Linked DNA regions of Homo sapiens: region 2 is linked to region 1. A link is a loop called in an ENCODE intact Hi-C map of the cell type or tissue named here. Cell type or tissue: GM12878. All regions are shown on one strand. Links, peaks and the distances in the headings refer to the core of each region. The heading gives the core; the rest is flanking DNA.

Region 1 (15,073 bases), core at 2,726-10,725:
GATTGTACCAATATAGTTCTTTTTTTTTTTGAGACTGACTCTCGCTCTTTTGCCCATGCTGGAGTGCAGTGTTGTGATCTCGCTCACTGCAACCTCTGCCTCCCAGGTTTAAGCGATTCTCGTGGCCTCAGCCTCCCGAGTAGCTGGGATTACAGGTACCTGCCACCATGCCCGGCTAATTTTTGTGTTTTTAGTAGAGATGGGGTTTCACCATGTTGGCCAAGCTGATCTCGAACTCTTGACCTCAAATGATCCACCTGCCTCAGCCTCCCAAAGTGCTGGGATTACAGGCGTGAGCCACCGCTCTCGGCCTACCAGTATAGTTCTGATAGGTTATTTAATGGTTGAGGAAGGCCCCATCCATCTAGTTGCATTGCAGATCATTCTTCCTAAAATATCTCTGAAGAAACAGGTTTTTCTGGATTTTGTACGGCCGTTTTATAAATGCAGCTGCAAGTTGATATGACATATAATCTGGGAAAACAAGCAGTGGTATTAGTTAATCCTGAAATGCAGCTGTAGCTCAGTGTCAGTAGGTAAAAGGATTCGTGTAAAAACTTTGCTTCAGAATAGCCAGTGCCCAACCTACAACTGACTTTTGTTCCAAAAACTTGTTTGTAAGTCTGCTGTTTGGAACTTTGACCCTTATTTCAAAATCCGTAAGGTGATTTATTCCTGGGTCAGGTCAAGAAAAGCCTTTTCTACCTGAAATTGGATATTATGTGCAGTTATAAATATTAATAATTCACATAACCTAACAATCTTCCTAAAAAATATTTTCCAAGTTCAACCTTGGGATGCCCTGCCAGAGAATCAGAGACTGTCCTTCTGCTGACGCTTGCCACCACGCTGTATCTGGCAGTCAGAGTGTGGCCCCGGTGCCTGAGCCCTCTTAGGACTCTGTTCAGCCATGAGGTTAGAGAGGAATCATGGCCTCTGGAGTTCTAATGGCCCCGTGGCCACTTCCTAGCTCTGTGAGTGTGGGCAGATTGTTCAACCTCTCTGAGCCTCCTGCCTTGCAGCGTTTTTGTGAGGATTTGAAACAATAAATGTAAAAGCCTGGGGATATAATAAACATGAAGTAATTAGTAGGCACAATGGGAATATTTATATAATAGTACAATATATAAGAGATGTAAAAATAATTCATCAAGATTCATGCAAATTTCAAGCCCTGAAGGTAGCAAATACTTTATTGTAGATAATGGCTACTTCACAAAACATACACAAAAGAAATAGCTGAACATACAATATGATAATAGCAGTTTCTTTTTTTTTTTTTTTTTTTTTTTTTTTGAGACGGAGTCTCTCTCTGTCACCAGGCTGGAGTGCAGTGGCACGATCTCGGCTCACTGTAATCTTCACCTCCCAGGTTCCAGCGATTCCCCTGCCTCAGCCTTCTGAGTAGCTGGGATTACAGGTGTGCACCACCATGCCGGGCTAATTTTTTTGTGTGTATTTTAGTAGAGATGGCGTTCCACCATGTTGGGCAGGATGGTCTTGATCTCCTGACCTCGTGATCCTGACCTCGTGATCCACCCACCTGGGCCGCCCAAAGTATCGGGATTACAGGTGTGAGCCACCACACCTGGCCGATCCTAAGCTATCTTAACTGTAGAAATGAATTTCTCAGAGGAATAGGGCAGTAATCATAATAAGTAAATGGCAGAGTCAGTATTGCCATTGCTTGGTGGCTTCATTGATGCCCCTTTAATAATATTTCTGTAGATAAGGAGCTTATAGTTTAGTCAGACCTTATTACTACCCAATTCTGTCTTTTATTTTTCCAGAAATGGTATGTTAAGAGTAGATGTACCTGTATTCAACACATCTGTTTCCACGTTTGTTTCTTTTTTACTTGAGACTGGCAAATAAGATTAAACCAAAAGATAAAACAGGACCTCATTTTTTCAAAAGGGCTGTGTTTCAGTTATCCTTTGACTAAGGGCAGAGGTAGGAGTAGAGAGTATGTAGAAGAAAAAGGAGATGGGCCGGGCCTGTAATCCCAGCGCTTAGGGAGGCTGAGGCAGGCAGATCACGAGGTCAGGAGATTGAGACCATCCTGGCTAACAGGGTGAAACCCCGTCTCTACTAAAAATACAAAAAAATTAGCCGGGCGTGGTGGCGGGTGCCTGTAGTCCCAGCTACTTGGGAGGCTGAGGCAGGAGAATGGTGTGAACCCGGGAGGTGGAACTTGCAGTGAGCCGAGATGGCGCCACTGCACTCCAGCCTGGGCGACAGAGTGAGACTCCATCTCAAAAAATAAATAAATAAAAATAAAAATAAAAGGAGATGGTGGTTGATTTCATTGTATTGGCACTCCACCAGGAGAAGAGAGCGCCTCCTTCTGGCATCTGTCCTGGCTTGCCATCATGTCCCTCCTGTGCTTCACTCAGTCATCTGTCTGATAAGCTGTGGGAAGGCTGATGGAGCCTGGTCCTGGTGCAGGGGCCGTCTGTGTGCCCCACTGGTATATATCCCAGGACAGTCTGGCTGTCCTCGAAGAGCAGCTGAGGAGAGGTTAATCAGAACACCTGTACGGCACCCATAATTCAGGCAGCACAGACACTGGCATTATGCCTGTCCTGAGGCGTTGTCCTGTGCTAAGTGTGGTCCAGTTAGATGCTGGATCCTAGGAGGTCTTAGGCCAAGGCGGGTGAGTGGCAGGAAGGAGGGCTCTTGAGATGGAGGCTTATGGACAGGGCTACTTAGCAGTTGACACAGACATATTTTAACATCTTAAAAAACAGTAGGATTTATCCGTGCAGATGGGCACTGTTGACTATGGCCCTCCTGCAGCAGGCCAGACAACACAGGATACCCTACAGCTAAAGAACAGCCTGGAGATCGAGACCTTGGGACCAGTCTCATCTTTGGGAATGTCACCAAGGCTGCTGAAGGTCTGGGTAGGTCCTCTGGGCCTGCTGAGTGCAGACGAGTGACTCCAGGGTCTCTGCCCCTGATGTCCACCCTCGTTTCACGCCAGCCTGCACTTGAGGACCCTTGGCTTCCAGCTCACCGGCGTGTGCCATGAGCCTCTGTGGCCATTGATTGAGCAAGCCGCCTAGGGTTTTTGTAGGGTGAGCCCCAGGCTGGGCACAATAGCGTATTCAAGCATGAGGGCACAGTTCAGATCGGCAGTCTAGTAAAGAAAATTCAAACTCATGTCACTGTTCAGAATTGGAAAAATCGAAATAACCCAAGGAGACTGAGAGGCGTTCTGGAGGCGACTCATTCATATACAAAGACAGTTTTATCATATTAAATTCGTGCTGTTAAATGATTTTCCTCTGGGGGTGGATTTTTAAACATTTTTCAAATTTTATTTTTTAATTGACATAAGTGTACCTGTTTATGGGGTAGATAGTGATGTTTCGATAGATACAAGGTGTAGTGATCAGATCAGTGTAATTAGCATATCCATCGTCTCAAACATTTATCATGTCTTTGTGTTGGGAACATTCAGTATCTTCCTTCTAGCTATTTTAAACTATCGCTTATTGTTAGCCGTAGTCATCCTACAGCGCGTAGAACACTAACACTTATTCCTCCTGTCTAGCTGGAATTTTGAATCAACTAAGAAATCTTCCCATCTCCCCTTTCCCCCTGTGGGGATGTGTTTTTTCTCTTCTAGCACCTCGGTAACCTCTGCCAAAGTGGCTGTGAATGGCGTTCAGCTGCATTACCAGCAGACTGGAGAGGGAGATCACGCAGTCCTGCTACTTCCTGGGATGTTAGGTCTGGGTACTTTTTAATGGAATGTTTTTGCATGCTGTAAAATCTATGATGCATTCACAATACTAGATGCCAAATACTGATGATTAATTTTAGTGCTTTTTTGAAATGTTTTCATATTTGCTACAATCAAACTTAAATGACTTAGAAAAGTAGGTAACTTTCTACTGCTGTTCAGAATTGGATTTTTTATTCCTTTAGTAAAGTACCCAGTTTTTCCTATTGCAAGTACTCTGTGAAATCACAGTTGCCCATAATTTGGGAGGGTGACAGGGGTCAAGGAAAGGGGTGTGGGAAGAAGGTAAAGGAGGAACGTGAGTGGGTAATCAGTCATCCTAGTTTGCTTGGCGTTGGGGGATTTTCCAGGATGTGGGACTTTCAGTGCTAAAACTAGAGTGAATTGATCACTTGTTGTGGTTGATAATATATTCCGTTAAAATAAGAGGTAAGAAAAAAAAAACCTCAGTTTGATTCTTTTTAGAAATCAGAGTTAGATTGGCATATTACCCTCTCTCAATATATGGGCCATAATAAAGCCTACTGGATCTCAATCTCATTTTGCAGAACTGGAGTTCAGATGTAGAAAGTTCAAGGGAAAAATTTGCAGTGATTCCAGTACATCCGAAATCTGGTTTTAAGGGTGTTAGTATTGTTGCTTTATTTTTGATTTAGTTAAATAATCCTAATATTTAATCTCAGTATTCCTGGGGGACTGGATCCAGGAAGCCCTCAGATCCCAAAATCTGAGGATCCTCAAGTCCCTGATATAAAATAGCTCAATGTTTGCATGGAAGCTACGCATGTTCTCCTGTATACTTTAAGTCATGTCTAGATTACTTACCATATCTCATGCAATGTAAATGCTGTGCAAATAATTGTTATTTTGTATTGTTTAGGGAATAATGACAAGGAAAAACGTCTGTACATGTTCAGTACAGACCCAACCACCCATTTTTTTCCCGAAATATTTTTGTTCCGAGGTTGGTTGAATCCACAGATGTAGAACCACGGATAGGAAGGCTGACTGTACTTATTTCTTTGTGATTTGCTTCTTTCTAAAAGTGAAGTGCTAAAAAGGTTCCACTTGACTGAGCCTCAGCGGATCGTGGCACTGTTGCACGTGTGTCTAAATGGTGTTTGGTACCTTTGTTTTCCTTAACCTGATGAACAAGGACACTGACTCTCATGGCTGATGGGGAGCTAAAGTTATCTGTAAAAACATTGCCTATCTTAGCTTTCCATTATTTCGGTATTGCAGTCATTGTCCAGGTGCTAAAAACTTACCAATTTAATTTTTTTTTTTTTTTTTGAGAGGGAGTCTCACTGTTGCCCAGGCTGGAGCCAGTGGCACTATCTTGGTTCACCACAACCTCTACCTCCCAGGTTCAAGCGATTCTCCTGCCTCAGCCTCCTGAGTAGCTGGGATTACAGGTGTGCACCACCATGCCTGGCTAATTTTGTATTTTTAGTAGAGACGAGATTTCACCATGTTGTCCAGGCTGGTCTCAAACTGCTGACCTCAGGTGATCTACTCGCCCCGGCCTCCCAAAATGCTGGGATTACAGGCATGAGCCACAGCACCTGTCCCCAATTTAATTTTTTTTTATGTAAAGTATTAGCATGATTCCAATATTAAAAAAAATGGACCAGAGGAGATTCTCTCTCCTGTCCTATCCTCAGCACCCAGTTCCCCTCCCCACAGGCCTCTCAGATGTTACATGCTGATAACTATGTACATGTATTCCTTAAATGTTTTTTTAAGTTTTATATTCTTGGCACTGGTCTTCAAATGTGTACATGTGTGCCAGGGAGCAAATGCCTTCTTGTTTCTGAAATTGGTCTTTTAGACTGTTCTTTTTTCCCATCTTCTCACCTCCTGCCCCTCCTTCAGGGTACTTCCGTGGCCAGAACCCCTCCAGGTCAGAGGCAGAAGAGAAGCCTCATGGGTCACAGCAGCAGATGTGGGCTGGAGATCTATTCATTTGGTTTTGGCTTGAATTTTCTGAATGGTTTACTTGATCTTGGGAAAGATATATCTTGCCAGGAAAAATGATAGGCCTTGACAATGTTGAATGATCCTGCACCACCTTGAAAGACATTTTCTAATATGGTTTGTCAGGCAAAGTGGTTAGTAGTCATTTGTGGCCTGAGGTAGAAGTCCTCAGAAATCAGCAGACTTCACTGATAAAATGCTGACTTGCCCCTGGACTGGGCTCTGTGAGAGTGGCCTTCTGCACTGTGCACAGTAGGTGTGAACACACCACACCTACAGGGACCACGTGGTGGGCTGTGGACTAGCGGCCAAGCTCCCTGCAGGCCCACTAATAGAATTCAGCTTTTAGCATGGGCTGTTTCATACTGTTCTGATGAAACTGATTTGGTTTCTTTCCTCCATACCCCTTCTGCATTTCAGTGTTTTTGTTTAGTTTTCCTGGTTTTTAATTATAACTACAAAATAAAATCTTTAGGCTATTCACCTTAGCTTAGTAAAAAAAAAAAAAATTAAAAATCTGGAATTTTAGAATTCTACTTTGAATAACTTGGACCAAATCTCATAAATTTCTTTGCAGATATTATAGAGATCCCTCTCATGTGTAAGTCATTGTTTTAAGAAGAATAGATAACCCAGAAGCATATCTGTGAATTAATTTGTATACAGTTTCATTAATTCTTTCCTTTAGAAAAGGAAGATTAAGCCAAAGAGGTTTCAAAAGTGCTGAAATAATACAGAAGCAAAGGAAGACCCAGGGCCTCTGTCTTTCTCAAAATAGCCACCAGGGGGAGGTCGGAGGCAGGCCTGCACTCCGCCGGGAAAGGAAGCGCGCCTCCTTTTTTTTTTTTTTTGGTGGAGGGACAGAGTCGCACTTTGTCACCAGGGTAGAGTGCAGTGGCGCAATCTCCGTTCACTGCAACCTCTGCTTCCCTGGTTCAAGCGATCCGCCCGCCTTGGCCTCCCAAAGTGCTGGGATTACAGGCGTGAGCCACCGCGCCCGGCCCCTTTTTTTTTTTTTTTTGGAGACTGAGTCTTGCCCTGTGCTCAGGCTGGAGTGCAATGGCGCGATCTGGGCTCACTGCAACCTCCGCCTCCCGGGTTCAAGCAATTCTCCTGCCTCAGCCTCCTGAGTAGCTGGGACTACAGGCGCACACCGCCATGCCCGGCTACATTTTTTTTTTTTTTTTTTTTTTGTATTTTAGTAGAGATGGGGTTTCACCGTGTTGCCCAGGCCGGTCTCGAACTCCTGAGCTCAGGCAGTCCGCCCGCCTCGGCCTCCCAAAGTGCTAGGATTACAGGCGCACCCGGTCAGCCTGCCTCCTTTCTTCGAGTGGATGGATTAAGTCATTGCAAGGCTGCTTTCCTGATTACATTCTGACCACTTTGAGTAGAAACTACTTTGCTTTTAAGATTGTTATTGCTTCTGTTTTCACTGTAATGTGTTTGATAGTGAAAGCGATCACCTGAGGGTAACCAAGTGGCTGTTTTTAGGAAGTGGAGAGACTGATTTTGGACCTCAGCTCAAGAACCTCAATAAGAAGCTCTTCACGGTGGTCGCCTGGGATCCTCGAGGCTATGGACATTCCAGGCCCCCAGATCGCGATTTCCCAGCAGACTTTTTTGAAAGGGATGCAAAAGATGCTGTTGATTTGATGAAGGTAGGTCTCTGAGGGAAGGGCCAGGGGAGGAAGGGTGGCTGGGCCTGTCTTCATTTATTTTGTTTAAATTTTGTTGTTATATTTTTCTACAAAATAATACCATGTGATTGCTATAGAAAACCCCAAGAGTTCAAATAGGTATAAAGAAGAAAGTAGAAATAGCCCACAGTCCAGCTCTCTAGAGACACTACCAAATCTTGGCGGCTCTGCTTTCTGGCCAGTCTTATTACATCACAAACGCAGTTTCATATTGATGGCATCGTGCTACACCTAACGTTTTTCTAACTTACTATTTTTGTTGAACAATTTTTCAAGGAAATAACTTTCATGTCAATAAATATGCATTTATACTAGTTGTATGATAGGCACATATTATTCCATTGTATGGATGTACTGTATCTTATTTCACCAATTTTCTTTTTTTTTTTTTGAGACAGAGTGTTGCTCTGTCACCCAGGCTGGAGTGCGGTGGCGCAATCTTGGCTCACTGCAACCTCTGCCTCCCGGGTTCAAACGATTCTCCTGCCTCAGCCTCCTGAGTAGCTGGGATTACAGGCACATGCCACTATGCCCAGCTAATTTTTGTATTTTTAGTAGAGACAGGGTTTCATCGCATTAGTCCGGATGGTCTCGATCTCCTGACCTCATGATCCACCCACCTTGGCCTCCCAAAGTGCTGGGATTACAGGCATGAGCCACCACACCTGGCCTATTTCACCAGTTTTCTAATAGTAGATAATTAACTTAATTTTTAAGTTGCCTTTTTCTGCTGTTATAAATAGCAGGCAGTGAACATTCTGTTGCTCGTGGGCATTTTCATTTTTTTGCCACTATAAACAGTATTGTTGTGGACATCCTGGACTGAGCTCCTGGCACACAGGGAGAATTTCATACACATTTAGGAGACAATTTGCTAGGTGATGGAAGTTCCAGATGTTCATTTTGCAGGATAGTGCCACAGTAGTTACACCATTTTATGGTCCGGGCAGCAAATATCTTGGAGTAATATTAATTCTTTACCTTTAATTTTCCAGTCATTCCATTCTTTTTTCTTGGCGGCCTCTCTAAGATGTAATCTTTGTCCATTTTCCCTGCCAAACGCATGTCCAGACCCTCTCTGATTCACCCGCGGACTCACACAACCTCCCCATGACGCTGTTCTCTGACAGCCTGGCTCTTGCCAGTTCTTCCCACAGTTGCTTTACCAGATACCCTGCTTCACTCCATCCAGCAGAGCTCAGGGTCCCCTCTCTGATCTACAGAACTGTTCTCAAGGTCCTTGCTCAGGCATGCATATGCACACACGTGCACACGCATACACACGTATGCTGTATTTGTCATATTTAAGTACTTGGTCTCCATTGATTCTAGTTCCTTGAGCTTTTTATCCAACCAGAAGATGTAGTTCCCTCCTAATTCAAACCCATACCGTATGCTCAGGTTTTTGTGACAATTTCCACTAAAAGTAATTAAGAGAAAACATGATGTCATCAAATGGTGGACTCTAGGGTTTTTCTTTTCTGACTAATTGATACTCCAGCCTCACACCTGTATTGATTCTGATAATTAGTGATTCAGTTTCTTTTAACAGAGAGGAGCAATAACCCGTGCCGTGCATTTTGTCGTATGATCATAGGCGCTGAAGTTTAAGAAGGTTTCTCTGCTGGGGTGGAGTGATGGGGGCATAACCGCACTCATTGCTGCTGCAAAATATCCATCTTACATCCACAAGATGGTGATCTGGGGCGCCAACGCCTACGTCACTGACGAAGACAGCATGATATATGAGGGTAGGTTCTGCGAAGGGGAGATGCCGGGACGGCAGATCCTTCCCCTCTCTCCGCATCTCATCTCTTATTGTGGGATATGTTGACAAGACACATCTCTCGTGCTTCTAGTTCTCAACTCTCAGGTAGGAAGAATAACGAGTTCTCAGAAAAGTAATGCAGTTTAACCAGTCTGAGTTTTAAAGCTTTCTGTTTCCAGGAGTGAAACTTCCATGGCTCAGGAAAAGGCTAAGTAAAATCACTATTTCTATTTACTACTACTGATAATGAACTTCAGGGAAGGAGGGGGTGGTGTGAAGTGTTATTAATAATCTCATTTAAAATACTGTGAGGCCAGGCACAGTGGCTCATGCCTGTAATCCCAGCACTTTGGGAGCTCAAGGCAGAAGGATCGCTTGAGCCCAGGAGGTCGAGGCTGCAGTGAGCCATGATTGTGCCACTGCACTTTTGCCTGGGTGACAGGAGTGAGAGAGAGATGGGGGAGGAAAGAAAATAATGTTGAGTGTGGAAAAGAATCACTGGATACAAATATGAAACCTTTTATTTTGATTAAAAGAATTTCTGTGCTATTTGCATGCTTTAACGTTGTCCTTCAAGCCTGTCTTTGAGGTTTTTTTTTTTTTTTTTTGAGTTTGAGTTTCACTCTTGTTGCCTGGGCTGGAGTGCAGTCGTGCGATCTCAGCTCACCACAACCTCTTCCTCCTGGATTCAAGCGATTCTCCTGCCTCACCCTCCCAAGTAGCTGGGATTACAGGCATGTGCCACCATGCCTGGCTAATTTTGTGTTTTTTAGTAAAGACGGGGTTTCTCCATGTTGGTCAGGCTGGTTTCGAATTCCCGACCTCAGGTGATCCACCTGCCTTGGCCTCCCAAAGTGCTGGGATTACCAGCGTGAGCCCCCACGCCCAGCCTGAGGTCTTTACAGGCACTGGAATAGGGGCCAGTGAACTTCAGCCTGTGCATTACACCTAGCCTGCCTCCCACTTTTGTGCAGCCCACGTACCAATCGAGGTGGCTAGTGCTGTGAGTCACAGAGACCAAGCTGGGGTGTCCCTTTACCACCCAGCATTGCTGCCCCAGACCTGCACTGGTGGTCACTACACAGGGGTGACTGTTGGCAATGAGCAGGCACCCAGCCATGGAATTTCAGTCAGCAACTCAGGAGTTGCTTAGCCTCCAGCAAGCTGCCCCATTGAGATGACCAGGCTCTTGGGAGGAAAGAAGGGTGCACCAGGATCTAGGGGTTGCTAGGACAAGAAGTGAAACTGACCTGCGTTACCCTACTACCCCCACCTGCCAGCCTGGCCCACCAGGACCCTCTTCCTCAGGCCACTAGCTTTTTGTCCAAGTGTGAGTCTAGTGGATCCCAGATGGCCTGCCCCAGACACTTAGGACTAGGTGGGTCAGGTGTTTTCTCTCCTCATGTGTAAGTATCTACATAATGTCTTTGATTTTGCTTCTTGGCCAGCAAAACCTAAAATATTTATTTACTCTCTGGCCCTTTACATAAAAGGTGTACAGATCTCTTCGCTAGAATATCACAAGTCTAGTCTTTTTCAGCTATTCGACAATTCACGTGACTTTTAAGTACGCTACTTAGTGGCAGCGTTCTGTTGTAGAATTGTAGTTCTTCACAGTCTTTCTGTTTTTTAAATGAATATGAAGCTCTTACGGTGAGTCTGATGTGGTTGCCAGTCCTGTCTGTGCTCCTGCTTGTCCTTATTTTGCTCCTGCCTGGTATCCATCTTGTGCACAGTAGGCCATTCCGCTCTGTGAAGGGTCTGTCCCCTCCCGCGGCCTCTAGGACAGGCTGCCTTGAGTTCTTCCTCCCTCTCCTGTATCCTTAAATTCTCTCCACTGGGTCAGTCCTCTCAGCCTGCAAAAGTGGGCACAATTCTTCCTCCAGAAAGTTGCCACTCCTACCTGTGGTTACTATCTTCCCATTCTTTATTCTTTCCCACAAACTTATGGAAAGAGCCACCTGCATTCCCTGCTTCTAGGGATCCTCCTTTCCTTCCTTCTTTAGTCCATTCTGCCCCATCTCCCTCTCTGGCCCATTCTAGCCCCCTCTACTGAAACTCTCCTCACTGACCCCTGCCCACTTGTTCTTTCCCATAATCACTATCTCAGTTCATGGCCTGCAGATGACCCGGCATCCAGGCAGAGTCCCAGATGCATCCCTCGAGGGCCCAGTCCTCCTCTGCCCTCTTCATTTGCCCACCTTGCCCTGTTCATTGAACTGTGATGCTTTCTGTTGTTACATAATACCCCTCCAGTTATCCTCACCTCTCTTCTTTCCCCACATTCTCCTGGTTTAGGCCGCTAGCTTCATATGGTAGTTTGTTCTCCATAGGAGAGTTTCCTTTGTAAGGCAAAAATCTAATCACTTAATTCCACTAGAGGACTTAAAATCCTTCACTAACCAGCAAAGTCCGTGCAGTTTGGCTGGCCCCTCCTGCCAGCCCCTCCCCGGACATTCTCCCATCTCCCCTTTCTCCTCATCCTTCCGGTGCCTCTCCCACGTGGGATAAATGGCCATTCCTGGAACAAGCTTCCCCCTCATGCCTCTTCGCCTTTGCAACTGCTGCTGTGCCAGCTTGCACCAGCCTTCCCCTCAGCCACATCCTCTGCCAGGGCATATTCACCCCTGACACAGCTCCTTGGGCCTCCGCGTCTGGGATGGCGTCCCGGAGCCCTGAGACCTGGCGGTGCTCTCCCTCCTGGACCCCGCCACACCTTGCACGTGCCTGTGTCACGGCCCTTCAACCCCGGGCACTGTCAGCACTTACTCCCTTGCCTCGGTCACCGCAGTGGGAACTCACTGTGTGCAGTTGCTCTGACTTTCCTTTCTTGATGAAAGCAAGAGTCTCTCAGTAGCGCAGCACTCTTTACTCTCTGACGTCTCGCTACTTCCCCTCCTGGCTACTCTTTCTTTTTCATCCCCCATCCTCTCCTAACTTGTGTCAAGATGGCTGTGGCCCGCCAGTGTGCTAGAGACCAAGCCCCCACCACGCACCTCCTCTTGGCTCCTTGGTCATTCTGCAGCGTTTGAGAACATGCTCATGATGTGTGCGCCATTGGTTACACCCCTCTTCTTGAAGCTTTCTCTGTCTGGAAGTTCTTGCCACCGTGTTCTCCCGACTTCCCTCCTCTCTCAGGCTGTTCCCTGGCTGACACGTGCCTGCTCCCCCATGTGGGCCACAGTGTTGGGGTCCTCCAGGCGTCACCCTCAGTGCTCTGCTCCCCTCTTACCCTCACACCTCACACCTGAGTAGCTTCACTCAGCTCCTTGCTCCACCTAACTCCCAAACCCCACATGTTCGACTGTTGTTTTTTTTTAAGAGACAAATTCTCACTGGGTGTGGTGGCTCACACCTGTAATCCCAGCACTTTGGGAGGCTGAGGCAGGAGGATCACTTGAGCCCAGGAGTTCAAGACCAGCCTGGGCAACGTAGCAAGACCCCGTGTCTACAAAAAAATACAAAACGTAGTCAGGTGTGGTGGCATGTGCCTGTAGTCCCAGCCATTTGGGAGGCTGAGGTGGAGGATCACCTGAGCCGGGGAGGTTGAGGCTGCCGTGATCTGTGATTACACCACTGCACTGTAGCTTGGGTGACAGAGGCGAGACCCTGTCCCAACAACAGCAACAACAACAACCAAAAGAAAAAAACAGAAAGAAAAGAAAAAGACGAGTTCTCACTATGTTGCCTTATTCAACTTTTTATTCAATTTTCTTATCTGGTTGTCTCACACCTACTTTAAATTCAGTCTGTCTAATACTGAATTCATGATCTTCTCTCTAGGCCTGTCCCTTCTGCTAAATTTCTTGTCATTATAAATAATACTCTTTCTCCCTGAAAATAATATTTTAATTACTATTTATTGAGTGCCTGCCGTGAGCTAAAGTCTTTAACAACGTGATATCCATGTAAGGTCTCTGATTCTCAGCCTGCTTGTCAAGTGAAAAACGGGGGCTCACAAAAGTGAGGAAACCTTCCAGACCACATCCCCCACACTGCGGCCTGCAGCTCACTGCACTCTTCTCTTCTGCTGGGCTCTGAGTGGCCCCATCTTGCCCTACCCCTCTCTCCCTCCCACCAGGCTCCCGCCAGCCTCGTTGGTCCCGTCTGGGCTGATTCTGTGCCTCTCCAACCGGTCCAGGTCCTTGCCTCCTACCAGTCTGCCTTCCATGATGCTCTGATAGCAATTCAGCAATATGTGAATCTCATGGTGTCTTACTTTAAGCCTTCCAGGACTCCCCACAACTTTCCTGATAAAGTTCAGGCTCCTTCACTTTGCTCACGGAATGAGTGGCCCGGCCTCTGCCTCTCCAGGTCCCCTCCCCCCACTTTCCCCTCCCAACCACCAGTGTCCAGCCATCCGAGACCACCTGGGTCCCTGCAGCAGGTGGCGGGCTCCTGCCTCCTTGTGTGGGCCCTTCCCGCTCCCTTCCCACTCCTTCACTTGTTTGCTGACTTCTCTTCTCCCAGAATGGCCCAAGCATTCCATCTTCTAGGAAGCCCTCACCGCCGCCACCCCGTGTCCACTGCCCGTGTGAGCACACAGGCCACTCTGCTACAGATGGACGGCTGGTTCTTGTACCCGTCTCCTGGGGTGTAGGAGCAACAGTATCTCTCTAGGGTCTAAGTCCATGAGTGAAATTGCTGAGTGTTGTGGGCAGGTAGACTACATTACAAGTGACAGATTATTTTCCAGCAAAATAAATTTACACTTCCACCAGCAATAGATGAGATTCTTAACTTTTAGCTCTTCAACAAAAACTTGAAATTCTCAGACTTCTTAATTCACTAGCCAATCAAATGGGTGTAAGATATTATCTTATTGGGGTCTTAATTTGCATTTCGTATTACTAATAAGATTGAAAATCTGTGTTTATCCACCATTTGAGTTTCTTCTGTATTATATCCATGTATTTTTATTGGTGAAAAGTTTTTTGTTATGTAATAATTGATACACACAATACAGTATGTTTGGGTATACAGTATGAAATGTAACAACAAAACGACCCCGCCGCTGTCCACCCAACTCAGCACCAGAACAGTTTCAATGTTATCCCAGTGTTACTCTAATCCTAGTCAGTAACCCCTTTTAGGGTAACTGTGTTGCAAGCACCTCTTCACAGTGGGTGGCTTTTGCCTTTTTCTTTATGGGCAGAACTACTTAATGTAAGGAAATGCCACAGTGTTTTGTTTTTCTTTCCTTTTTCTTTTTCTTTTCTTTCCTTTTTTTTTTTTTTTTTTGAGACAGGGTCTCCACTATTGCCCAGGCTGGAGTGCAGTGGCACCATCTCAGCTCACTGCAGCCTGCTTGCTCAACATCAAACTATCCTTCTGCCTCAGCCTCCCAAGTAGCTGGCACTACAGGCGTGTGCCACCGCACCTGGCTAATTTTTTTTTTTTTTTTTTTTGAGACGGAGTCTCGCTCTGTCACCCAGGCTGCGCAGTGGCGTGATCTCGGCTCACTGCAAACTCCGCCTCCTGTGTTCACGCCATTCTCCTGCCTCAACCTCCCGAGTAGCTGGGAATACAGGCGCCTGCCACCACGCCCGGCTATTTTTTTGTATTTTTAGTAGAGACGGGGTTTCACCGTGTTATCCAGGATGGTCTCGATCTCCTGACCTCGTGATCCGCCTGCCTCGGCCTCCCAAAGTGCTGGGATTACAGGCATGAACCACCGCGCCTGGCCAATTTTTGTATTTTTTGTAGAGACGGGGTTCCGCCACATTGCCCAGGCTGGTCTTGAACTCCTGGACTTAAGTAATCCACCCACCTCAACCTTCCGAAGTGCTGGGATTACAGGTGTGAGCCACCATGCCGCCCGGCCTCACAATGTTTTATTTTCTCATTGGTTTGGCTGGTTTTGTTTGATTTTAGATCCAC
Region 2 (15,073 bases), core at 4,222-12,221, 150 kb after region 1:
AGCTGTGGGACCGCCTCGCCGGCTGAGAGCCATTACCTGCCGACCGTCGGCAAGTCAGCCTCACACCCACTGGACTCTGCTCCCAAGAGCCCAGGCTGTTTTCCTCAAAGCTAGCCTCTTTTCCAGTCATCGATGGATTAGTCCTGATGGCTGAAGTGCTGAGCAGTGTCTTCGTTGGACCAGTTTTTTATTGTCATTTGAGGTGGAGATCAGAGATCATGACCAGAAGAGTGTGAGTGCTGTCCCTTGCCACCAACTTCCTAGAGATTTCGGGCAGCACTCTACAGCTTCAATTTCCAAAAAAAAAAAAAAGTTTACACGACCAGTGAGACTGCTCGCAACTTTCATCACTTAGCATATCCTTCCACAACACAGTACAGTAAGTGGACTGCAGGGTGGCCTGGTGCTGAGGGTGATGGGTGCAGACGTACACCTGTCCAGGTGCAGGCTCAGGGGCCTCGCTGGATCCTTCCCACCTTCCCCAACTGCCTACTGGCCTGGCTACTGGATAGGTCCTATTCTGTACATAATGGGGGTTTGTTGACAGGTGGCTTTATAGCAAGTACTCCAAAAAAGGTAAAAGGAATTTCACAAGTTTGGCACGCAAAGGCTGCACAGATCTAAAGAAAGGCCTTTGTAAAGGTGAATGCAAACTAATGTTGAAACATGGAAATGTGACTTTAAAAAAGAGGGAAGGTGAGGAGCTGGACGTGGAGCAAGTGGAGGCAGGGAGAGGCTGGCCAGACAGCCTCCCTTCCTGGGTATCTCAAGATCCCAGGTGTCGGCGTGGTCCAGCCACTGGAAACACGTGGCCAAGAGTCTGCTTGCCCCTTGCTGTGTCTTTACACATCTCCAGGCCCTTACTGATGTGTGGACCGCATGTGGAGGAGACATGAGTGGCGACAGCAAGCAGCAGGCCGGGTGGAAAGCCAGAAGGGGAGAAGGTCAACCCCTTTTCTGCCCTGTGAATTCTAGCAACTGTCGGTTGGAAGTCACTTCATTGTCTCACCCAGGCCCGAGACCACAATTTCCCTGGAAGGACACAGCCCATGGCAAAGACATGCTTCGAGAAGGGATGAGTTGGACAATGCCAGTAAGAAGCCAGGCTGTCCAGAAAAGCTGGTGCCCAAGTTGCTACAAAGTGGTGCCTGCCCTTGCCAAGGAGGCTGTCTCTTAGTCGCCTTGGGTGTCCTACAAGTTTCCTCCGAAAATGCCAAGAGGAAACCTCCACTTTCTGGGGTGAAACGAGGAACACGAAGAGACCCATGGAGGTCGAGGCAGGGGCAGCGTTGAGCTTTGGTGAGTTATTGCTTTCTTTCAATTTGTCTTGATGCCTTCGAGAGGCTGGAGGTCATTTGGACTCACCTATGAGGAATCTCCGCTCCCTGCCCGAAGCCCCACCTCTGTGCTATGCGAGTGACTGCAAGCAGGAAGCTGGCCCAGGAAGGCAGGCGTGAGGGGGCCCAGCTCCTGCGGGTGCTCCCTGGAGTGATGTCTGAGGTGACGGCCATCCAAGCTGGTGATCTTCATGGTGTGTGCTCAAGGTGTGGGTGACGGGCGTGTGTGTGTGGAGGGCAGCCCCCCTTCTGTGGATTTGCCTCTGCCATCTTTTTGAGTTATTTTCTAATGGTTTGTAGCTTAGAAAGTAGCCATGTTTTCAAGTAGTGCCGGCACAAGAGCTGCCTGTGCACGAGGGACTTTTCTGCTGGAGCCAATCTGGGAGAGGAGGAATAAAAACGAGCACATCTCAGGTCTCGACGCATCTGTTAGCTGTGTACTCACAAAGCTGTGGCGATATGACTGCTGCTCAATTAAGATTTCTGGTGAAATGTTTAAGCTTTTTCTCCAAGAGCTTCCAGCATCAAGTACAAAAGGATGATCCTGAAGGAAAGATGAAGCTGGTTTTAACGGCGTCTGTGAGCTGCTTTCCCTGCACACGAACAGAAGCTCTTACCTTACAAACAGAAAGGGAAAAAGGACCTTAAAAAACCATACACAGACTCTAGCAAAAGCCAAATTCATGTACATTTCACTCCGTCTAAAATGCAGTCCCGGAAACGCTCCACGGTCCTCTCCTGCCTCTGCACGCAGGCAGGCAGCCTGGGGGGCTCCTGGGTGCTGCCAGGAGCCGTGTCCCATCTCCCCAGAGGGACCGGCCATGGCCCTGGTCACTGTGGCATCTTCCCAGAGCAACTGCGTCTCGCTGCCCAGGGAGGTGATTCCATTTGTGATCAGTGAGAGGGAGAGGGAATAAAGTGCTTCTCGTAAAAATGACCAAAATAAATACACACATTTAACGGCAGAAAAGAAAGTCTTGAAAGGGTTATTTCCAAAGAGTTTGTCTCCTCCGACCCGCGCTCCTTGGACTTTTGGAAAGACAGGATTTCCCCACACCAGTTGAGAGGCTCAGCTTGGCTGAGGCAGCTTTCCCACCCCTGGCTGCGTGTTCGGTCCCTGGTCTGTAAACCTGTGCCCAAGCTGCCCCAGACCCTGGAGCCCCGGGTTCCGCAGGCCGGGCTACATGGCCTTCATGCCGTTGGCCGTGGCACCCTCGGGCAGTGTGTCACCCGCGGCTGCGGCATCGTGGAGGCCCGAGTAGTCCTTGAGCTCGGCGTTGGTGAGCAGCAGTGGCTGCTCCCCCTTCTTGTGCGGCAGCAGCGGCTGGCGCGTGTAGTGCTCCCCGTTAGAAATGTTCTCAGGCAGGTTCTGGTCCCTGCTCTCGGGCAGCAGGAGGATGCAGATGATGCAGATGAGCGTGCAGCAGGCAAAGATGATGTGGTGCAGGAAGTAGCCTTTCTGGTTGTGCAGCTCGATGATGGGTGCCGTCAGCATGCCGAAGCCCGCGCTGGCCAGCACCAGCCCCAGCCCGCCACACCTGCAGGGGGAGGGAAGCACAGGGATTGCTGCTGTGGGCTAGCGGGCTGGATCCCGGGAAAGCTCGGGGTGGACCAGGAAGCCACCTCTGCAGGGGCCCTGCTGCCCTGGGCACTGCCCAGTATACCCCGACCTCACACGTCCCATGTCACCAGCACCCTGGCTGTGTCTGTACAAGGCCACTCTACGGCAGTGACTGTTTTTCCTCATCAAATCAAAAGCTTTTACTTAATTTATCTTTTTCTTTAATGTTTCCTATTTTTATTGTTTTTTCAGGGCTGGGGACCATGAGAACTTTATTTTGAAAGGCAGCCTTATATAATACTACTGTAAATGGGAAGCTGATATTACTTGCCATAAGTAGTATACAAGGAAAAACAAAAGGGATTGAAATTATGCCATTTCCTGAAGGCCTGGGGGATTACCAAGGGTTAAAGAGGGTACTAAGGACATACCAACACGAACAGAGACTTTCTCTTTGTCATAACTGGAGAGACTGCAAGATACTTTAAAAGAGTAGTTTCCTCACTGTGAGTTGATGGCCCACGTGTCTCCTGAAATTGCTCACATACCACCATTGGAAACGGTCCCATCTCTGAGGATTGTGCCTGAAGGGTCCCCCAAATGAAGCTGTGCACTGACAGAGAGGAACTCACTGCAGCTCTGAGCTCAGGATAACCAAAGTCCAGAAGGCAAGCCATTGATTTCCACTCCCTGCCTTGTACGGGAGCAGCCAAGAGTCCCAGGGATTAGTAGATACGCAAAACTTACAGAACCCCTATCCCTCAAACCTCTCCACTTTGACCTAAAAACACATTACTGGGACAAAGGTGTTCTGTGGCCCCTGAGAAAGCAGTGCTGTACCAGGCTGCAGTGGGACCGTGGCGCTCAGGTGTCAGGCCAGGCTAGAGAGGGCTGCCTGGTCCCCAGTTCTGGGGCCTCATTGAAGGAGGTAGGCAGAGGTGGCCTTGTCTCAAGGAAGAGGGAGTGGAGTTGTGTGCCTCGCTCCACAGCAGCAGGTAGACTGGTCCTTTGGTTTGGGGAAGCTTTCTAATGGGCTGCTCGTTAGGCACCCCCTTGAAGTGAAGAGGGCTGTATCCTTTGAACTGCTGAGGCTGAGTGGGCTGAAAGGGAGGTCCCTGCAACAGGTAGGAGGCAGGTAGATAACTCCAGCTCTTGACTAGTCTGTGGTTCTCTTGGTTGGCACTATAGGTAGCTCCTAACTCACCAAAAGACTGTCCTACAAGGTCACAAGATAAAAGATCAACATACAAAAGTCAATTATATGTCTACGTGCTAGCAACACCCAAAAATGAAAATGCCATTCACAATAACATCCAATGAATAAAATGTTTAGAAATAAATAACAAAGGAATGCAAGACTTGTATGCTGAAAAAGATAAAACATTGCTGAAAATTAAAAGATAAAAATAAATGGAGTGACATTCCATGTTCATGAATTAGAAGACTAAATATTATAAAGATGGTAATTTTTCCCAAATTGATCTATACATTCCACATAATCCCTATCAAAATTCCAGGTGACTTTTTTTTTTTTTCAGAAAACAGCCAATTCTAAAATTTATATGGAAATGCAAAAGACTCAGAGTAGTCAAAAACAATTTTGGAAAAGAACAAAGAAGGCTTGCCTTCCCAGTTTCAAAACTATAAAGCCATACGGCTTAAGGCAGTGTGGTGTTGGTGTATATATCAATAGATCAATGGAACAGAACTGGGAGTTCAGAAACTAACCTTCACATTTATGGTCAACTGACTGTAGATGGAGGCAAATCCAGTGAGGGGGAAGGGATAGTTTTTTCAACAGGTGGTGCTGGGACAACAGGATATTCATGTGCAAAAGAATGATGTTGGACCCTTCACATCATGTAAAAAAATGAACTCAAAATGGATAATAAAATCTAAGTGCTTAACTTAGCTCAAACTATAACGCTTCTAGAAGAAAACAAGAGAAAAGCTTTATGACGTTGGGTTAGGCAAAGATTTCTTACACATAACATCAAAAGTAGGATCCATAAAAGAAAAAGCTGATCAATTGGACTTCATTAGGATTAAAAACTCCTACCCTTCAAAAGATACATGTTTAAGAAAAAAAGACCATAGACTGGGAGAAAATATTCGTGAAGCATATATCAGATAAAGGACTTGTAACTAGAATATATAAAGAACTTTTTTTTGAGAGTCTCACTGTCGCACAGGCTGGAGTGTAGTGGCATGATCTCGGCTCACTGCAAGCTCTGCCTCCCAGGTTCATGTCATTCTCCTGCCTCAGCCTCCTGAGTAGCTGGGACTATAGGCGCGTGCCACCATGCCCAGCTAATTTTTTGTATTTTTAGTAGAGTCGGGGTTTCGCTGTGTTAGCCAGGGTGGTCTTGATCTCCTAACCTCGTGATCCACCCGCCTTGGCCTCCCAAAGTGTTGGGATTACAGGCGTGAGCCACCACGCCACTCTTATAACTCAAAAAGAAGACAGATAATCCAGTAAAAAGATGGGCAGGCCAGACACAGTGGCTCATGCCCAAAGAGGCTTGGGCAAAGGTGACCTGGGCAGGGAGGATGGGAGTCCCAGGGTTCCCAGGTGGCCCTCATAAACCAGATATACACAGGTCTATGCTAATAACCCCAGGAAGATTCACAGATTTGGAGCCTTTTTCTCAGAATGCAATGGAAGAATGGTGATTGTGTGTGTGTGTGTGTGTTGGGGGCTTTTGTCCTGTAACAAAATAAGAGAAGACACTTTGCTCTGCCTTTTCTCCCTCTAATGTAGAAATGACTGCCTCTCTGTTGGTTGCAGTCCACCCATCTGCATCCACCATGGGCACAGGGCTTGGGGGCACAAGGGCAGCCTTGCCAGGCTTGCAGCCCTAGGGGACAAAGACTCGCTGGATTCTTCCCTTTCCCAGCTCCTTCCTGTCCAGCCCATGACCAAGTCCTCAGGGCCTCCACTCCAGGCCGCCTGGGTCTGCGCTCCTCCCTGGCGCATCTTCTGCACCCCCTAGACTTTGTTTCCTCACCATTGCCAAACCGATTTTCCTAGAACACAGAGCTAATCATATCACCTGGCTGCTCAGAGTCCTCCAATGGCTCCCTCCTGCCTGCAAGGTGATGCACAGGTCCTGGGGGCCCCACCTCTTCCTCCTGTCCTCTGCCTTTCAGTCCCAATACTCATGGCACCGGGGTCCCTCAGCTCTGTCTGGTGCTCGCTCTGTGAGGTTGGCCTATGCTGGCTCAGCCGAGCTCCCACAGGCTACCTGGGTAGGGCGCCGTCTGTGCATTTCTCGAGGAAGGAGATGCCTTCTGGTACAGGGTCTTCGTTAATGTTTATTCCATTAGATGATTGTCAAGACTGGGGCATCAGCCATTAGCCTCCAAGCCTTGAGTAAACCCACATAAAAAGAGCCAGCCCAAAGTGAGCTACAGAACAGACTTTTGCTGCCACAAAGGTGCGAGTGCCGTGGCTGGGAGCAGGAGTTCTGGAGCCCATGAGCCTGGGCTAGAATCCTGGCCCCCGCCCACCAGCTTCACTTCCCGAAGCCTCGGTCTGCATCTATAAAACAGGGATGAGAAAAGCTCCAATGTCCAAGTGCAGTGGAGGTTAAAGCACGAATGTGACTAGCATGGGGACAGGAAGATCCGTGGCTTGATTGGTTCCAGGTGGCATCCATTGAGTGCCGGGAAGGGGCCACCCAAGTCTTTCAGGGTCTAGGGGGCAGCTGGGTGTAGGAGGAACCAGAGCTGGAGAGGTTCAAGAACTGGGAGGCGAACAGGATGAGCCTCTCCCATGGGCCTAAAGCCTCCAGGCATGACATGGAGTCCTAAAAGTTGGCAGAGGGGGCTGTGCCACTGGGACCCTTCTCCTCCACCCTGGCCTTCCTCTCGGTGAGGCACCAAGCTCTGCAAACACTGCCTCCTCAAGCTGCTTCACACCCGCCCACCCTCACCCTTCCAGGAACCTCTGCTCCTGCTCCCCGAGCCCTAGGAATCCAGCCTCACCTCCTCCCGCCGCAGTGCACTTGCCAAACACGCATCGCCTCTAGAGCCACTATGTGCGGGCTCCAGGCCACATCCTGGGAATCCCGTCCCAGCCACCCTTCTGAGTCCAGACTGAGCAGGCTCTCTTGGGCACTTCCCCTGCATCCTCAGGACACTTGTGTAGCCCGAAGACACATTCGCATTGCGTGTCTGTGTGTCTCTAATAGACACCAGATGTTTCCAGGGCAGGACCAGGCTCCACTCCGTGTGCTGTCCCCAGCACCTGCCCAGCCACTGAGACCTGGCTGGCACCTGGGCATCTACTCAGTGCTATAGTCGGATTTCTAGACTGGCCCCAGTAATTCCCACCCTTGTGCCTTGAGTGTGCGCTGGCCCTCAAGGTACAAGGTACAAATAACGTACTTTTTAGCAATCAAATTTACGGCCAGGATAGTGAGATGTTCCTTCCACAACAAGGTTCCAAAAGGCAGATTCTAGCAGACTCTTGCTAGCTTTGACGAAGCGAGCTGCCTTGTGACTGTGGTCCCTATGGCCAACGGCCAGCAAGGAGCTGAGGCTGCCAGCCCCACAGCCCGTGAGGAAACAGCCTACCAGTGCCTGACTTGGTTTAGTGGTGGGCCCTACCCACTGATGGTAGCCTCTGAGAGACCTGGAGCAGAGGACCCAGCCAGGCCGTGCCCAGACTCTGGAGCCATGGAAACCATAAGATAGTAGATGCATGCTACTTCAGGCCCCTGTTTTGGAGCGATTGGTTATGCAGCAATAGAAAACCAAGATACTCGGTGAGTGACAGATTCCCCTGCCTTAGCCACGGAGGGAGACTGACAGCCACCTCTCATGCAGGCTGTGACAGGCATCAGCACTTCATATTAGAAAGCCCTTCCCAGGGAGAGGCTGAAAGAGTTGCAGGAATAGCCACACCACTGTGCTTCTGGGCCTGAAGACGATATGGATGAGGAAGAGCAAGAATTTGGGGGATGTCTCCCAGATACTCAAACTCCTCCCAGGCTGAGGGTCCCAGACCACCGTTCAAAGACACTCTGCATCTTTCTGTCACTATTTGTTCATGTGCCTGTCACCTTACTAGTCTCTGAGCCCTTCAAGGGCAAGAATTATTTTCTAGGACATCAACAGGCACGTGCTGTTTGTGCTTAATAAATACCGGATGCTTGCGGATCACACGGGCTTCCTGGATAGGAAGGTCAGCTCACCCAGGTGAATGGGACAGGTTAAATAGAGACAACCACGGAAATGAGCAATAAGACCAAATCCTTCTGTAAGATGAAGACTGAACACCTAAAATAGCCAATTAAGTCTTTCTGGTAGACCTGGCTCTTTCAGGAAGCCACAGGGCATATCAGATGCTAGGGATAATGGACATGATTTTAATGGGGACAGCATTTTCTCGGAAACCTCCCAGGTTTCTGCCTGACCTTCCCGGCACTAAATGTGGACGGCACTGACAAGCAGTGAGAGGACTCCCCTTACTCACACGGGAGTCACATACAGGAGGGCAGAGTACAGACCCCCAGGAGGGGTGGGCAGAGGGCCACTGTTAAAGGGCAAACTGCATGGAACAAAAGCCTTGCATTGTGCCTGGTGAACCACATCATACTGATCTATCTTGTTAACTGTGCCAAATAAAATGAAATATATTTAATTTGCAGATCATTAGAAAAATGTCTATGTATATGTATATACATAATATGCAACAAATGTACACATGCATATATAATATGGAATATATCTTTTTATTTTTTTCTGTGGGAGCAATTCTCTGGTTTTCTATCAAAGATTCCTTGATATGGCCGGGCATGGTGGCTCATGTGCCTGTAATCCCAGCAATTTGGGAGGCCGAGATGGGCAGATCACGAGGTCAGGAGATCGAGACCACTGTGGCCAACATGGTGAAACCCCGTCTCTACTAAAAATACAAAAATTAGTTGGGTGTGGTGGCGCGTGCACGTAATCCCAGCTGCTTGGGAGGCTGAGGCAGGAGAATCACTTGAACCAGGGAGTTGGAGGTTGCAGTGAGCCGAGATCACGCGACTGCACTCCAGCCTGGCAACAGAGCAAGGCTCCGTCTCAAAAAAAAAAAAAAAAAAAAAAAAAAATCCTTGACATCATTCAGTACGATTAGGAAAAATTTTGGCAGAAGTTGGTATGCCATTTTTGGCTTTGTTTTTTTTTCTCTCTTGAAATCTCAGAGAAAGAGATTGTTACATCCTTGGTTTTAAGGTGTTGGGTTCCTTTCCTGCCCCTGAAATGTGGGCTCTGCCAGTGCCTTTTCTGCTTTTCTCTGGGTTGTCACTAGAGGGCAGCATACGCCCGTGTTTAGAAGTCAGAGCTGCTTGATTTACGGACAGAGAACCGAGGGCGCACACTGCCTCCTTGGGCTTTAGGAGCACAAAATTGTAATACCCACGGGATATCTTTATTTTACTAGCAATAGGATCTCAATAAGGTAGGAAAACTGATATGCAGGCCGACTTCTTACTAGAAATGGCAAACTTCATTGAATTAAGGATTCCAGAATCAAATTGCTGTTAGCCATGTGAACGTTACCATCTCACATTGAAACACCCGAGGCGAGGCTCCTGTTCTAGCTCCTCTTTTATATTACTTAATGTGACTTGACTAAATTTCTGTGAAGTTGAGGATAAGCAAATATTTGTACCATTTTTTATAGAAATAAATACAACTGCTGAAGATGCCCAGCGAAGAAGAAGAATATGAACTGTCCTGTGCTGAGCCCAGGCCCTTTGCACATGGCCTCCATTCTCCACCCCCGCCTAACAAGGTGCCTGTAGTCAGTTTTGTTTTAAGACAAGGACACTAAAGCCGGCCGAGGGACCCACCCAAGGCCACACAGGGAGGCGGCCTCAGGATCATGGGCAGCTCCGTCTGGTTCCTTCCCAGGCTCCGGGCCATATCATCAGCACCCTCCCCTCATCCTGCCCCGCTGCTCATCGCTCGCACGCCACAGGCGCTGCCGGCATGGGACGCATGCTGGCTTCCTGTCTGCTACTCAGTACTTGTTTTCAGATGTGACATTTTTAAGACACAACTTTTTTTTTTTTTTTTTTTTTTTGAGATGGAGTCTCGCTCTGTCGCCCAGGCTGGAGTGCAGTGGCGCGATCTCGGCTCACTGTAAGCTCCGCCTCCTGGGTTCACGCCATTCTCCTGCCTCAGCCTCCTGAGTAGCTGGGACTACAGGCGCCCGCCACCACGCCCGGCTAATTTTTTTTGTATTTTTAGTAGAGACGGGGTTTCATCGTGTTAGCCAGATCCTCTCGATCTCCTGACCTCGTGATCTGCCCGCCTCAGCCTCCCAAAGTGCTGGGATTACAGGCGTGAGCCACCGTGCCCGGCCTTTAAGATACAACTTTTTAAAGAAGTTGAACAGACTCTGATACTCCCTTAACCCCAGGTCATCCTGGCCCTCGGTGCCTATTCTTGAGGCAGCATTAGAGCGGAAGACAGATGTCAGGGAGTCGTCAGTCAGGGAGTGTCTCAGGGAGGCCTGTCCGACTTATGATCTAGAAAGGGCCAGGGCTGCCGGAGTGGGCAGGGCAGGAGAAAACAGGCGGGTGTCATGATCACCAGCGCCTGCCTCCTCTCTCACCTGGACCCCTCCGTGAGGGCAAAGGAAGCCTCGGAGCCCACCTGGAGCATCCAGATGGACAGTGGATAGAAAAGATCCGCCCCAGCACAGCCAGCAGCTGCTTCCAGATCCGCCCAGGACCCCAGGCCACTTCTGCCCATGTCAAGCTGGGAGATGGGCACAGTCAGATAGACTTGCAAAGTCACCCAACTCCCAATGTCTTACAGATGAATCAGAGCTGTGCACTGGCTGATGAGAACCACCACCTGGCCTGGGCCTGAGCGGGTAGCTGGTTCTGTCAACGCGAGGTCTGAACAGAATCTCATGAAACAATATTTAGTTAACTTGGCCTCTATCATCCTTGGGGCAATAGATTTCTGCAGGCCTTTGTTGCTTTTTGTGGTGGAACAAGTATGAAAAGTATAAAAGCATTTTTTGAACTTTTTGCAGAAAATTTCATATCCTAATATTTGCTTCCAGGCAGTCCATCCTGGCCCCTTACCCTTTGCTGCCAGAAGGCTTGTCTGTAATAGTGTCACAGGGAAAGGCTAGTTCTGTGCTAAGAAAGATGGAGCTCACGGGCCCCAGGCTGCCCATCGTGGCTTATCTTGGAATTTTCTCTGTGAAGTGGGGGGATGGTAGGGGAGTCTACTTCCATCCTAGGGCCTCCGTGGGAATTGTTCCTCAGTCATTTGCAAGAAAGAGCTGTGGCCTCCCGATGGCACGGGTGAAAAGGGCTCCCAGCGAGAAGAGGGATTTGTCAGGAACGCTAGACATTCTCCCAGCCTGGCCCAGGGACCCCCTTTGGACTTAATTTCCTTTCATCCTCTGCAGGCACAAAAGCATCACCAAGGGTCACATATTTTTTCCAGTTTGTCATCTTGGCAAGCTGAATCTGAGAACATGTTTGTTGAATTTCTATCCTCAAATCTTTCCAGGTTTGCGTCAAAGAGGAAAAGCTTACAGCATTTCCTTCCGTCTAGCTTGCTAAGCCAAATCTAACAGAGAATAATGATGCCTACCAACTGCCAGAGTTAAGGGGTACCCGCTAGCCACCCCCTCCCCCAACAAAATATGCATAATCATGCAAAGGCTGCAGGAGGCCAGCTGGAAACCCAGAAGGTCTGACTGTGGATTCTGGTCTATTGAAAGACTTGGCTTTGCTGTTTTGTTTGATAAAGGAGAGAAATTTCACTTTCCGTCCTTTAGACAGGGAGTGAGCCTGCGGTCGGCCTGAGGTATCCTGCAACTGCAAGCACTAAATAAGCTCCTGACTCATCTCTCCCCTGTGGCTGATGCAGAAGGTAGGGACAGGATGAGTTCCTTGTGCTTAATCATACAATGCCTTGGCATTTCTGTCCAGGTGCCCAGTAGCTGTCAGGCTGGGCCTGTAGGATACGATCCAAGAGAATGAATCAAAAAGTGTGGACGTGAAGATGCTGTTGTTAGCATGGCTACTGGAAATGTGGAAAGTAAGAAAGTCCACGGACCTGCCTACTTGCTCCCAAAGCCTTCCCCAGCTTAGCCTCCACATAGTCTGCCTTGGACTGGAATAGCCGCTACTGGATTTTCCCAAGGGTGTCATTATGCGGACACCTGGGTTTTGACTCACGGCTGAACTACTGCCATTACTCTCAAGTTCTGTTTTATGAAGGCACGTGCATGAGAAATGCTGATACTCCTTTAAGAAGTTCAGTGTGGTATAACTCAAGCTCCTCAGTAAGTCACAAACAGTGTAGGAAAATGACTGCAGCTGAGTGATGCCCTTTTAGTGGAGGCGTGCCTTTTTATTAACCTATAAGCATGGTGGCAACAGTAAATGGCGTGTAGCACCCATGAACCACGACCCAGGGGCAGAGACGGCACCAGGAAGGGGTCAGCCTCACTTTCCGAACTAAAGCAAAAGTGGCTGAGCACAGGTTAGTCACACCTTTTAGGGAGGTATGAAATGGCCGCAGACTCCACGAGGGCGGGACTGTGCTGCTGTGTTTTCTGGGCCTAGTGTCTGGCGCGCAGTGGGCTCTCCATCCATGTTTCTTACATGAGTCAGTAATCTCACTCGCTGTGCTCGCTTTGGATTCATGACATCAACTTCTCAGGTCAGTATGAAATAAGGCTCTTTTGGCCTGGCACGGTGGTTCACGCCTGTAATCCTAGCACTTTGGGAGGCCAAGGTGGGGGGATCACCTGAGGTCAGGAGTTCGAGACCAGCCTGGCCAACCAGGTGAAACCACGTCTCTACTAAAAATGTAAAAATTAGCCGGGCGTGGTGGCGCACACCTATAATCCCAGCTACTCTGGAGGCTGAGGCAGGAGAATCACCTGAACTTGGGAGGCAGAGGTTGCAGTGAGCCAAGATCATGCCATTGTACTCCAGGCTGGGCAATAAGAGTGAAACTCCATCTCGGGGAGGGCCGGGGGGTAGGCTCTTTCTACTTTGTGAAACATTTTGCACTAGCTGTGCCGTGAGGTCTCTTAGCAGAGTTGGCAGCACAGGTTCTGGTGGAAGTGCGGCATAAGTGATCCGCTGCACTCCCCCCCTTGCCAGACGCTCAGACACTGACATATTTCCTGGGCCCAGAGTAGCTCCCTGTTCCCCCTTCCTCCTGCTGCTGCCTGGACAGGACCCCAGGGCCAGGTTCTCACTGCCTCTTGGGCGCCTCGGGGTTGGGTCCAACAGCCACCTCAGCTATGAACCACGAAGCTGATGTGTCCAGAGCCAGAGACAGAGCTGACGCTGGTTAATCCCACACCAGCCTGGAGCCAGGGACTCGTCTTTGATTTCCGAGAAGCCGGCGTCCCCTGGGGTGTCTCCCATGACGCACCTTATCACCGTCGGGGTGATCTCCGCACAGAAGAACACGCTGAGGCTCCCCACCGCATGGGAGGCAAACATGCCCACGATGGAAAACGCGATGGAAAATTTGTCCTTGACGCTGTCACTCATCCCTGGGGGAAGGTCAGAAGAAGGTGGTGAGGGAAGAGAGGAAGCCAGGCCAGGGTGGGAGGGAGGCCTGGGGCTGCACAGCACAGCTCCTTCCCAGTGTCCAGCTTGCGGCATGGATGGGTATGCAATTCCCTCTGGGGACCAAGCAGCACCTCAAGGACTAGAAGCCCAGAGCCCCTGCAGTGGGTTTTGTGGGGCTTCTATGAGTCCCTGTGCGTCAAGCATGCTGAAGCTCATGGTGGCCTCTATTGGAATTCCTCAGCCGGGAGCCATGCCTGGTGGGAGGGCAGGCTGGCATGTCCCTGGTGCCACAGCGACATCCCTCTGCCCTGGCCTATGTTTGCTCCAGTCAGGTCTGATGTGCCCAACGTGTGGGACAGGGTAGCTGAGTCAGGGTTGATTTAAGGAAACAAAAACTCAAGCCACAGAATTTATGGGCCCAGAAGGCAAGTGTTCAACCCATCAAAGCCCTCGTAAATGGCACCGGAGACCGACCTCGCGCCAGGACAGGGTCTGGCACAGTGCACGGGCATGCTGTCAGGACCATACAGCTGGGGCTCAGCTCAGCTTCCCCAAGGCTGCATAGAGGGCAAGCACTCTCCAGGGACACGGGCGAGGGCTGGGGCAGGCCAGGCGGGTGCAGCAGCAGCTTCGAGGTGCAGGGCGGCACTGTGCTGTCCCCATGGGCTGCAGGGCAGCAAGCTTACATGAGTCAAAGGGGGACAGCGGCTTCCCCTGGCAGCACAGACAGCCGGGCCCCAGCACTCCCAGGCTTTCTCCCCCCACCCAGACAACTGTCCCTAAGACAAAGCATGTTGGCGCCGGGCCAGGGCCTGTGCTGAGCCTGGTGCCAGGGGAAGGGGCGGGGGCATGCGTGCCAAGCAGCACACAAACAGGGAAGCACCAGTCGCTCTTTCTAGAGGCAAGAGGGAGAATACAAATGTATCCGTATAGTGTCCAACCTACGGCCAACTTCAGCTGCAGTTCTTGGAGGGCAACGGGGAGAAAGAGAAAATGGAAACCACAGGTCCGTGAGTCTTCGAGAAAACACCCATTTAGATGTAATATGAGACGAGGAAGCACAGCCCACGCGCTTGGGACTCACCTGAGTCTGGGTGCTGGCTGTACTTTCCAATCACTGGACCCGCAGACATGATCGCACCCACACGGACAAGGGCCAAGCAAGCGAGAAGAGAGAAGAGAGCACATTAGGTGTGGAGTTAGCCTAGCGTGTTCCCATGCGACTTGGTTCAAGCAAACTCCCTTCCGTGTCTGGGATGGCGCTGGCCGCCGGGGCAGTGGAATTCATACTGCGCTAAACAAAGATCTTTTTGTTAGGAAGACAGGAGTGAGACCCTGCTGGCCTCAGAGCCTGAGGAGAAAATGGAACCTTCACAGTGAGACCCCAGCAGGTGCAAAGGGTGAGCTTCCTTGCATGTAAAGTCACCCACAGGTCACTGCCGCCTGCATTCAAGCTGCGTCAAGTGCTGTGGGGTGCCCCTGCCAGCCCCAGCTCTGCTCCTCACGGCTGCTTGGTGTTCGCCTGGGGCTCCTGTGCATTCCTGCTCAGGGCCAAAGGGGCACCACAACACCCGGGGGCTGAGGCACCCTGCCACTTCCGTCCCAACTGTGTGAGC

The links. Hi-C counts contacts between places; a loop is a spot of excess contacts. Peaks named below come from ENCODE experiments on the same cell type or tissue, not always from the same donor. Only the 100,000 strongest peaks of a DNase experiment are listed, where the experiment ranks them.
Region 2: a loop joins it to region 1, with 7 times the contacts of the local background. A loop is called at or near these places in 3 of 110 quality-filtered maps.

What each region holds. Positions count from the first base shown.
Region 1 is chr6:3,120,023-3,135,095 of GRCh38, forward strand. BPHL (biphenyl hydrolase like) reads left to right here. Exons shown (of 7, transcript NM_004332.4): 2 at 3,635-3,738; 3 at 7,220-7,386; 4 at 9,023-9,176. Among named protein-coding and RNA genes, the nearest start is that of BPHL, 8.8 kb to the left of the region's middle. RefSeq lists an enhancer at 13,465-14,121. In GM12878, for the core only: a CTCF peak has its summit at 6,515 (motif pointing right); a DNase peak (open chromatin) is centred at 6,522.
Region 2 is chr6:3,270,538-3,285,610 of GRCh38, forward strand. SLC22A23 (solute carrier family 22 member 23) reads right to left here. Exons shown (of 10, transcript NM_015482.2): 8 at 14,542-14,574; 9 at 13,315-13,438; 10 at 1-2,875. The coding sequence ends at 2,518. Among named protein-coding and RNA genes, the nearest start is that of PSMG4, 19 kb to the left of the region's middle. RefSeq lists enhancers at 9,084-9,143, 11,981-12,908 and a silencer at 11,558-11,852. In GM12878, for the core only: a CTCF peak has its summit at 9,198 (motif pointing right); a DNase peak (open chromatin) is centred at 9,204.